Regions from separate parts of the Homo sapiens genome. Here region 1 is linked to region 2. Evidence: chromatin loops called from intact Hi-C (ENCODE). Cell type or tissue: HepG2. All regions are shown on one strand. Links, peaks and the distances in the headings refer to the core of each region. The heading gives the core; the rest is flanking DNA.

Region 1 (5,385 bases), core at 124-5,123, 120 kb after region 2:
TTTGAAGATGCACATAGTACAAATCTTCCTCCCAGTATTATTCCCTAACTACCTTATCTCTTGGGAGATAACCATGTGGAAAACAAATGCTACATGTATGTATTCCTCCTTTTACACAAATGATACCATAACATTTGAATGTTTTGTGTATATAAATATATTTTTTATAGTTACATAGTATTTGATTGTACAGATATGGCATGACTTTGATTAATCGCAGTTTGGATATTTAGGTTGTTTCCAGTCTCTTGCAGTTATGAACAATATTGTAGTGAATCTGTTTTTGCATGTCGTGTGTATGTAAGCATGTATCCACATGATAAATTCCCAGAAGTAGAACTGCACTTTAAATTGTGTTGTAGAGCTGGAGCTAGTTTAAATTTCCATCAGCATTGTGGGGGAGTCTTTCTCCAATTCTCCCTAACACAGGACTTTATCAAACTTTGCCAATCTAGTATGTGAAAGTGATATCTTGTGTTTTTCACTTCTCCCATAAGTGAGACTGGAGGCTTTTAATATGTTTAAACACATTCTGTATTTCTTCTGTTGGTATCCTTTGTTCATGTAAAATTTTTTGGCAATTTATATAAGGTCTCGGACATTATAGAAATTGTGGTATGAGTCATAAAACAAATTTATTTTTCTTTCTCTTCTTTTTTTGACTAATTTTGTTCTTTAGTTGTATCATGTAAGAAGACCAGGAAAATTTTACCTTTTATACCCTCAGTAGAACTGGGGATAAAAGTGAGGGCAGGGAGAAAGCAGAGGCTCCATATTGTTTTAATTTTTATTTATTTTGAGGCTGGGTTATGAGACTGGCAGTCTTTTTTTTTGTATTTTTTTTGTAGACATGGGGTTTCACCATGTTGCCCAGGCTGGTCTTGAACTCGTGGGCTCAAGCGATCTGCCCATCTCAGCCTCCCAAAATGCTGGGATTACAGGCATGAGCCGCTGCACCCGGCCATGTTTTACTTTACAAAGATTTATACTGAATACTTGGTAGAGCCAAGTCCCTGTTGGAAAATATAGGATGATGTGATAAACCCAAGGATATTTGGAGATTGTCAGAGACCTGTTGTTGTGGCCTTATTTGAAAACTTAAATTAGCTAAAGGGAAACAAAATGCTTATTTAATAGTTAATTAGTTGAATGGGAGAACATAAGTTGGAGACATAAGCTATGTAGATTTGAAGAGGCATAAGATGAACTTTGGTAGGGATAAAGTAATTGACATTTTAGCCTTCCTCCTTTAAAAACAAAAAAACAAAGCATTAAGACTGCAAGCACAGGAAAGGTAGACTGGCTAGTCAAGGCAGAATTATTGCTGAAAAGAATCCTAACCACGACAGCAAACTGAATGTAGACACACTGGTGTTCTCAAAATTCTTTAGCGTAGTTGTTAAGAGATTGGTAGGCTTCTGTTGATCCCAAGGAGGAAGGAAAAGGCTGTTAAGAATTGTATAATTTAGTAATTAGGTAACTTAAATAAATTAGGCATTTTGATTAGGGAAGTAGTCTTCATGTCCTTTGTTCTAATATTCAGTCAGTTAACATTTATTAAATACTAAATACTGACCAAAAGTTGCCAATAAGAATATTTGGAGAGGGACTACCTAATTTTAGTTCCTCCCTGTCAAGCGGCCTTATAAGAGTATTGTTCTCACTCCCTCTGCAAGAATTCAAAGATTGAGAAAATTAGAAAGCAATGAGGTATTTTTAAAAGTTAATCTAAGGAGTGGAAAACTCAGTTTTGTGTTACAGTGGTAAAAAAATTATCAGTTTTCTAATAAGCTTTTAAAAGGGATATGGAATATGTTTTCATTCTGTGAGGAGAATTAATTTTATTTGAGAGGCATTGGGTGTAGCAGAGAAAGCGTAAACACCAAAGTCAGGTAGCCCTGACTTAGTAACCTTGACTTCTGAGCTTTGGTTTTCTCAGCTACAAAGTGAAGATTAAAGAGAAACAAATATTTGTGCATATATGCATGTATTTATAGTTTAACCCACTGGTTCTGGGCTGCTTGGAGCAGTTTGAAGTGGCTTGAGCCTGGACTTCCAATGAACCCCATAGGCCTGCTCCATGGGTTCCAAACATGACAGCCTGCTGCCTAAACCAACCTGGTGTCATTTCTCCATGTTTCTCGGTAGCCACCCAAAGCTCAATCTTTAGGTGAAAGGGCTATGCTGGTAATTCTCAGTTTTCTCTTTGTAACATCTGTTGTTTGGAAGGCTATGTGACCTTGATGTACTTGTGAAAGTATGAGTGAGCTTGGAGGTTAAGAGTTCAATTCCAGAGCCCAGTTGCATGGAACAGACTGTGTGCCACCACTTTTCTAGCTGACTTTGGTCAAGTTAATCTGTTATGGTTCAGCCCCATTTCTAAAATGGGAATAACTGTAGTCTTTAGCTAATGAGGCTACTGAGAAAAACTAAGATAATGCCTCCAAAACATGTTTCATAATACCTGTAAGGTAGAGCTCAAAAGTTAGCAGCTATTATGTATTTTTCCAACATGTTTGATTGCTGCTTCTGCTCCCCTGTTATTGTTTGGTATACTTCATTTCCAGTGATGGCTGGTCACTGATGCTGAGGAGCCAGGCAGCTAGTTTTAACGTGGTTGTAGCTGCCTCTGTTAGTTAAAGCTCTATGAATGTCACTTAAGAAGAGTCCTCAAATACGGCTGTATCTTTAAGACAGAACTTAACGTGGAAATTCCTGCCACCTTGTGGCTAAAATAAATCAAAGGTTAATAGTACACATATTTTAGAAAATATTAATACATGTGTTCATTTTAGGCTTAAGTCTTGAATTATTAAAATAAAAATTTGACAAGTTTAAATTTCATTTCATTAGTTTCATTAAAAATGGAAGTATGTGTTTAGTGAATGCACCTTTTCTTGTTCCTCAGAGCGAGAGAGGCTCACCTATTTCCTTCCCTCTTCCAGAGATGTTGAGATAAGCCAGTCAAGGACAGACATTACTCATGAGAGGATTTGTCATGTGTGACAAAGAAATAACCCCCTAGAAAATGTGTAGACATTGAGTTCTTATACTTTCTTTTGTTTGGGGTTATCCTGATGTTTATTTTTGTTAGGGAATAGGAATGTTTATTCATACTTTGAAACTTCAATCATTCTGAGGCAGGAGAATTGCTTGAACCTGGGAGGTGGAGGTTGCAGTGAGCCAAGATTGCGCCATTGCACTCCAGCCTGGGCAACAAGAGCAAAACTCCGTCTCAAAAAAAAAAAAAAGAAAGAAACTATCATTGCAGTTCCTTTGTATCATTGTGAAGATCTGTATAAGGTAAATATGGTTATGTTTAGAAGTGTTTGAAGCAACTTGGCCAGTGGCTAAAGGTAAGAAAATTCCCATTTAAACTTTAACAATTATGTAAATAAAAGATTTATTTTGGAAAAAGAAATAAAGCAGTGAGACAAAGGGATTTTTTGCCATTCAGGGATAACCACTGTTAAATTTGCCATAGAGTTTTGTAGACTTTGTCCCATGCATTATAACTTTCAGAATTACAAAGATCATTCTGCAGAGTTTTGTGGGTTTTTCATTCAGTGTATTTATACTGATTCTAATCTCTGCATAGTGTTGGATCCTCACCACAGTTTCCTATCCCGTCTTCTGTTGTGTGTCATCTAGGGTATTTGCCCATACCGTTTTGTTTTGTTTTGTTTTTAGAACCAATTTAGTCATGAAGCCTTACATTTGGGCTTCATCCATATTTATTGCATTACGGTACATCCTTAAAATCATATTACCCAGGCTTTCAATAATGATTGCCAAATTGTCAACCTCTTATTCTTGATACAAGGAGATAATTGAATTTATGACTTTTCAATAATGGGTTAAACCTCATTTTGTGAGGACCCTGTATTATATACAGGGTGATATCTGGGAATAAAAAAGAAGAGATTTTTAGACATGGAATTTTATTTATTTTAGTATTATTTTTTGAGACAGGTTCTCATTCTGTTGCCCAGGCAGACTTGGGAGTGCAGTGGCACAATCATGGCTTAATGTAGCCTCAACCTCCTGGGCTCAACCAGTCCTCCCACCTCAGCCTCCCAAGTAGCTGGGACTACAGGCATGTGCCACTACACCCAGCTAATTTTTTTTTTTTTGTAGAGGCAGGGTCTCACTGTGTTGCCGAGGCTGATCTCAAACTGCGGGGCTCAAGTGATCCTCCCTCCTTGGCCTCCCAGAGTGCTAGAATTAGAGGTGTGAGCTCCTGCACCCAGCCAGGCATGAAATTTTAGAGCTGAAAGGGACCATGAATCTAATCTTTTAGTTTTATAGGGAGATGGCTAATGCCAAAAAGGAAAATGACCTTTGGAGGATAACGTGGTTATTTAATGTTCAAGCTGGACTAGAATTCTGGTCTCTAGTCCGTATTCTTTTTCCACTATTCAGATCTGTATGTGTGGACTCCTGGGTACGTTTAACTTGTCTGGGTCTCATTTCTTCTCCTTTTTTCTTTCTCTTTCCCCCTCTTCCTCAAGTTGAACTATTTATTGTCTCTATTGAGGCCCATTCAGCTCTAAATTGTGATCTACCCCAATGAACAATTTTTTTTTTTTTTTTTGGAGACAAAGTCTCATTTCATCACCTAGGCTGGGGTGCAGTGGGGCAATCTTGGCTCACTGCAACCTCCGCCTCCCAGATTCAAGCAATTCTCATGCCTCAGCCTTCCAAGTAGCTGGAATTATAGGCTCACGCCACCATGCCTGGCTAATTTTTGTACTTTTAGTAGAGACAGAGTTTTGTCATATTGTCCAAGCTGGTCTTGAACTCCTGACCTCAAGTGATCCACCCATCTTGGTCTCCCGAAGTGTTGGGATTACAGGCATGAGCCACTGCACCTGGCCCCAGTAAACTTCTTATCAATACATTTAAATTCTACCAACTGGCAAAATTACTCATCATCTTCTCAGCGACCCTTAAAATAGCACCAAGAGCAAAGAGTTAAGTAATGATGACAGGATCCTGGTCTGGCGCTGTGGCTCACACTTGTAATCCAAGCACTTTGGGAGGCTGAGGCAGGTAGATCACTTGAGGTCAGGAGTTCGAGACCAGCCTGACCAACATGGTGAAACCCCGTCTCTAGTTAAAAGAAAAAAAAATACAAAATTAGCTGGGTGTGGTGGTACACGCCTGTAATCCCAGCTACTTGGGAGGAGGAAGGAGAATTGCTCAAACCAAGGAGGTGGAGGTTGCAGCAGTGAGCCGAGATCGCGTCATTGCGCTCCAGCCTGGGCAAAAAAGTGAGACTCTGTCTCAAAAAAAAAAAAAATAAAAATAAAAAGACAAAACCAGGCTCCTGAGTAATATACATGTTGGATAAACATCTTTAAGTTCTGTTTAACTGAATACATA
Region 2 (5,385 bases), core at 146-5,145:
TTTTGAACTAGAACCAAAAAACAAAAACCCCTTACTTAGCCTGCTGTTTCCCTCTTTAAAGCTAGGATCATCATGCTAGAGAGCAGCTTAGGACCAAAATGTAAACTAAAATAAAGAAGGAATGAATTTTAATCAGTCCAAATGGAAATGGTTATGATCTATTATCATCTTGCAAGTAAGGAATTGTAAAATTGATTCTGCCTTAGTACATCTAAAAATTAACTTTACATTTATAGATAGCATGAGGCATTCATCAATTTACCTTAAAGACTGCCTAGAAAGAGTTAATGTGTATGTAAATATATGTCATGAGATCTGCTGTTTTATTAAAGAATCTTTAATTCCTGAGATTTTTGGAATTAGTTTCTGGAATAGAAATGGTCAAGAAAACAAAGGGTCCAAATATGAACACAGCAACCTAGCATGTGTCTTTTAAATGTAGGTGTTAGAGAGTGCTGAAAACTAGCCATAACCTCAGCATGTGCTTTGTTTTCAGATTATTTTAGTGGGGAGAGTGGGTTCTTACTGTTCTTTCCAGTAGGATTTCATGCATGGATTACTTTCCCATTTTACACCATTAGTTAATACATTCTCTCTCTACCCTCTTCCTTCCACACTGAGCAAGGAAACCTGCAGGATAAATGAGTTGCAACCAAGAAACAAGATTAAATACCCTAATCTTTCCAGTTTCCCCAGACCCCTCCCCCTATTACCCCTATTAAACAAATGCCTACCCTCTGTTTTCTATGGCTGGTCTGCAAATACATATGTACACACTAATCACCAAAGAGTCTTTATTGAAGGTCTCATCCTTCCCACCCCCTCTCCAGAAGAATGAGTATTTTAAAGTTTTCACCTAAGTGAAGTAGTATTAATACAGGATATAATTCCAATAAAAGTACTCATGCTTATCTACTACTTTAACAACTATGCATGTTTACCAGATAAAAATTCCAATTCCTGACTTAGTAGTTGAAAATTTAAAAAATGAGTTTCTCTCAAACAGAACAGTTTTTTGTTTGTTTTTTTAAAATATTGATTGTATAAATCTTTGATTTTGAGAAAACATTAAAAAATATACCAGGTTTTAGAGTCTTGGCTTGTCTAAATGATTAATTTTGACTTTTTTTTTACAATCACAATTTTCTCTAATAAATTCCTCAATAGTTTTCTACTGTATCATTTCCAAAATATAAAAATAATTGAATATATAAATTGCAACCTAGAATCATTTCACAAATAATCATATCTTCACAATTTAAATTTCTTAGGTGATAAAGGATTATTTAAATTATTAACTCTATAATCTTTAGCATACTACAAATTCAGTCCTTAAGTTTTAATTAATTTACTCAACTCAAACCATTTCTAAGTTATTCTAATGTTTCTGATGAATAATTTTACATGACAAGTTCAAAAATACTATCAACCACATTAGTGAAATGTAGTTGAAATATACAAATGTAAATAAAATATGTTTAATGATTACTTCTACTTTAAAGTAGTTTTTCTTTACTAACCAATTCAGTTGTTAAAATTTGTTTTAAAATTTTGGTACATGGCAATTTATGTTACTTTAGTTTTTAGAGACTAACACAGAACTAATAATTTTTTCAAAAGCACTCAGAAGAAGATGTAACATCACAAGATGTAACATCACTAAGAGTAAACAACACAGAGAAAATCTTTGAACTCCCTGATTTAAACCAATTCTCTCAAAGTTTTAAATATTTACTGAATTATCATTTTACCGTTTTTAACCAAACAGAGTATTTTGTCAAGACAAAAAATGAACAATTATCTGCAAACAAATTAACTTATATTGTTAACTGGTACATTTCCTTTTCTCCAGATAATGAAAGGTTGGTAAAGTCTGTTATAAAATTAGATATACCAAACAAATTTATACTTCCTTCCTTTTTTGTCACGGCCAGAGTTCTGATCTGTATTTTTGATGAAACCAACAGCAATTTATTTATATAATTACAAACTCACCAAAGACACCAGTACCTAGAATACACCACTGTGGCTGTTTGCCTTCTCAGTTAATCAAATTAAATATTATTATTTCGTTTGTTTTGTGCTTTTCCAAGTCAAATTCATATTTATTTTTTCTCACCGTCTCCACCAAACGTCAGTGAAATTAGAACATTTCAGCTACAGAAATCGTTAATCCTTGAAGGTCGGTCTCAGCTTCATTGGTCTTAGGGCAGCTTCAACGAAAACGTGGTCTCAGCATAGTTGATTTTACCCGGAATTTTTCGTTTGCTTTTTTTGGAGGGGTTGTTTGATTTTGCTTAAAACAACCCTGTGGACCACAAAGGGGTTTAGGAAGGGAGCGGGCAGGGCGAGTCGATTTCTCTAGAAGCCCAGAAAAGTTCTGGTACCTGAGAACATGGTTGGTTGTAGTTGTTTTAAGTAAAAAAGGACGCATCAACTCTAAGATGTTGGAAATGGGCAGGGAAACGAAGATGTGACTCCAGCTGCTGAGCATGGCGCAAATCCAGAACCTCCGGGCGCTGGACGCTGGGGGAAGGGAAGGGACCGTGCGGGCACCATGCGGTCAGCCAAGGGGCGGGCTCCACCCACGGACGCAGAACTGCTTTCCACCCTTCCTCAGCGTTACCTCCCTCTTTCTTCCTTGGGGGTTGGGGCTGGGGGCGAGCTGTTAAAGGGCAGGAAAAACGAGAGCGAGCAGAGGGGAACACAGTCCCACCCCTCAACCTCAACAAAACCAACGAGGGAGCAAAGGGTTATTTTCGCGCCACAAAAGATGGAAATCCAGGGGCGGCTCCGGGGCCAATGAATGAAAACCAGCAAACCGCTCTGGCGGAGGCGGCCGACGGCGATAGGTTCCCCCCGTCAGCCAATCGGAAGCGAGGAGAGGCCCCCGCCCGCAGCAGGGGCGGTGTCTCTCTCGACGCCGGTTGCTCAACTTGGACTCGGCAAGCCGGCCCCGGGGAGCGCGGGAGCCCCGCCTTGGAGCCGCTTTTGCGCGCCAGTCTCGCGGCCCGCCCCGCAGACCCGCAGGGTTCGGCGAGGGATTCTCCCCCGTGGGTACCAAGCATCCCTGGGCCCTATGGAACCCCTCGTGCACACACGCAACTGAGACCAGAGGTGCGGGAGGGTCGCCAAACACACGCTGCCCGGTGCGTCCCCGCGCTGGCCGGCGGACTCAGGTGGGGTGGCGCGGCGACGGCCCGGCCACACGCTCCGCGCATACGGACGCAGCCCCAGGAGGAGCCAGAAGCCCGCGGTCCCGCGGCAGGGCCCCGGGGAAGGGCGGTCCAGTGGTCCAGGCCCTCCGAGGCGAGCCGGCGGCCGACGAAAGACCCTCCCCACTGTGAGCCGTGAGGATCCCGCCCTCTTTCTCGGGGCAGAGCCAGAGGAAAAAGGAAACAACCCCATCTTCTCTCCCGGGGCACCATTTTTATTTATTTTAAACAATAAAATATAGGCAGGCAGCTTCCAAGGAGGGCAGATCCAGGTTATCACTTATTAACGCCTCTAGTTTAAACAGATCAGAGTCCAGGAGGGCCGTTCAAAAGCGCAAGAGCCTGTTAAAGCACCTCCGAGGAGGCCCAGGCGACACGCCGGGCATTGTGTGCCCACCCGCGTGAGGGGTTTCGGCTTGAGACTCCAGGCTGGTCCCAAGCCGGGCGTGAGGAGGGGTGGCAGCCCCCCATCTGCCCACTCAGCCTTTGCCCCTGACGTGTGGGTACAGCAACGGTAACTGGCCTTCTAAACATAGCTATTCTTTAATATTACACTGACCCACAAGAAACATTTGTACAGTCCTCAGTTCAGCAGATAAGGAGGAGATGCAGCTGTCCAAAGAGTAAACAGACTGCAATTGGAAAGACTCAGCCGCATCCCAGAGCACATAAAATGGTGGGAGTTCTTTCTTCGTGGAGTTCACATTAATTAGGAGCTACAACTGCTTCAGGAAGAAGCTGAAGTAGCCTATAACCAGTTGATTTGTGTGAGAGTCATTAAAAAAAAAAAACTGGAACTTAAATTGATTTTATATTCATTCTTGAAAATTCACCAAAGGTATCTTTGTACTTGAAGTGCTAGTGCAAGACAACTACCTAAGATCTTTTGACTCAACCCTTAAATGCTTGGAAGACTGGAAGTGGAGTGGACTGTATCCACCTCTCTCTTTGATGTCTGAGCTTGTATTACTCATGTATGTTTTTAAGGTCCTAGATGGACTATCCAGTTTGTTACAATAATACACAGATTAGGTTAACAGGAGTCCCAGGAACATATTTCATCAAAACACACACTTGTTTTAAATTCCAGCTGTTAGATTTGTTTGATAGTGCCAGACAAGCATGGACTAGTATTTATGGAAAATAAACAATTTATTCCATGCTTTAGAAGTAGATATTTCCTTAGGTCTCAGTTTTAATAAGAGCAAATACAGTCAACCCAGAAGCCATAGTTGAATTGATTTTGGAAGCAAGCTGAACACACACAATTTGTTTTTATGAAAAATTACTAAAAGTGTTAAATGATCAACAGGTTGTAAAATTTACAGTGGTATTGAGAAGTGCAAATATTACCAAATGAATGAATGTAGAACATTTCTCCAAATGGCTTTTGTTCTACAACAGGTACATTTAAAATAAATCCATAATTTTTGATATTTACATTTTGCATACCACAGAGGCCAAAAGAAAGAATACATTTCTTCTTTAGAACTAAAGTTATTTTTAAAAAAAGAAAAAAATGCTTTTAAAAAGTTCAACCTAACCATAAACTTAAAGAAAAATTTTACCAAAACGTTCTTTCAAGGCTGAGCTCTTAATTCAGTTACAAATACTGTAACAGAAAAACACGTCTGTCCCCCTATTTTATAAAGTAACAACATTTTATTAAATTAAACGTGAATGAAATTATTGTGAAAGTGTGTTTACGTTTAAAATGTTGGATTCGCTTGGCAGGAAAGAAAAACCTGTAAGAAAGAACAGTTGCATTTAAAATGGATGATCTGACACCTTCCGGTTCCTTAACACAAAATTACAAAGTAAGTTCCCTTTAAAAGACAAAATGTAAATACTCTTTATATCATGCAACAATTCCCATGTTTAAGTCTACCATTCATCTTTTAAATGAAAAATACACATTTTAAAATGCTAACAACGGTTTTGACAGAGAAGCAAGGCTGTATCAATTACCGAAGATGTTTCCAGTGTAAATCATAATATTTCCTCTATTCAGGATACCTTTTTTCTACCAGTAAGAGTACCAAGTCATTAAAGATTCTTGTCTATATTTTCATGTTATATAGAATTTCTTTCACTTAAAAAATTAGAATTTTCTATCTTTTCAATAGAATACCTGTTAAAAATATACCTGTTAAAAACACACAAGTATCTG

What was found. Hi-C counts contacts between places; a loop is a spot of excess contacts. Peaks named below come from ENCODE experiments on the same cell type or tissue, not always from the same donor. Only the 100,000 strongest peaks of a DNase experiment are listed, where the experiment ranks them.
Region 1: it touches region 2 in a loop (6-fold over the local background); 25 of 110 quality-filtered maps call a loop at or near these places.

The regions. Positions count from the first base shown.
Region 1 is chr7:23,355,143-23,360,527 of GRCh38, reverse strand. The region is part of intron 5 of IGF2BP3 (insulin like growth factor 2 mRNA binding protein 3); the gene reads left to right. Among named protein-coding and RNA genes, the nearest start is that of SNORD65C, 39 kb to the left of the region's middle. RefSeq lists a silencer at 1,804-2,098. In HepG2, for the core only: a CTCF peak has its summit at 2,693 (motif pointing left); DNase peaks (open chromatin) are centred at 2,117, 3,027 and 3,367; H3K4me3 peaks cover 408 bases.
Region 2 is chr7:23,471,905-23,477,289 of GRCh38, reverse strand. No RefSeq gene overlaps it. Among named protein-coding and RNA genes, the nearest start is that of IGF2BP3, 4.1 kb to the right of the region's middle. RefSeq lists enhancers at 2,667-2,716, 3,547-3,816, 5,381-5,385 and a silencer at 3,197-3,376. In HepG2, for the core only: no CTCF peak of the experiment used is centred there; DNase peaks (open chromatin) are centred at 2,759 and 3,519; H3K4me3 peaks cover 4,764 bases.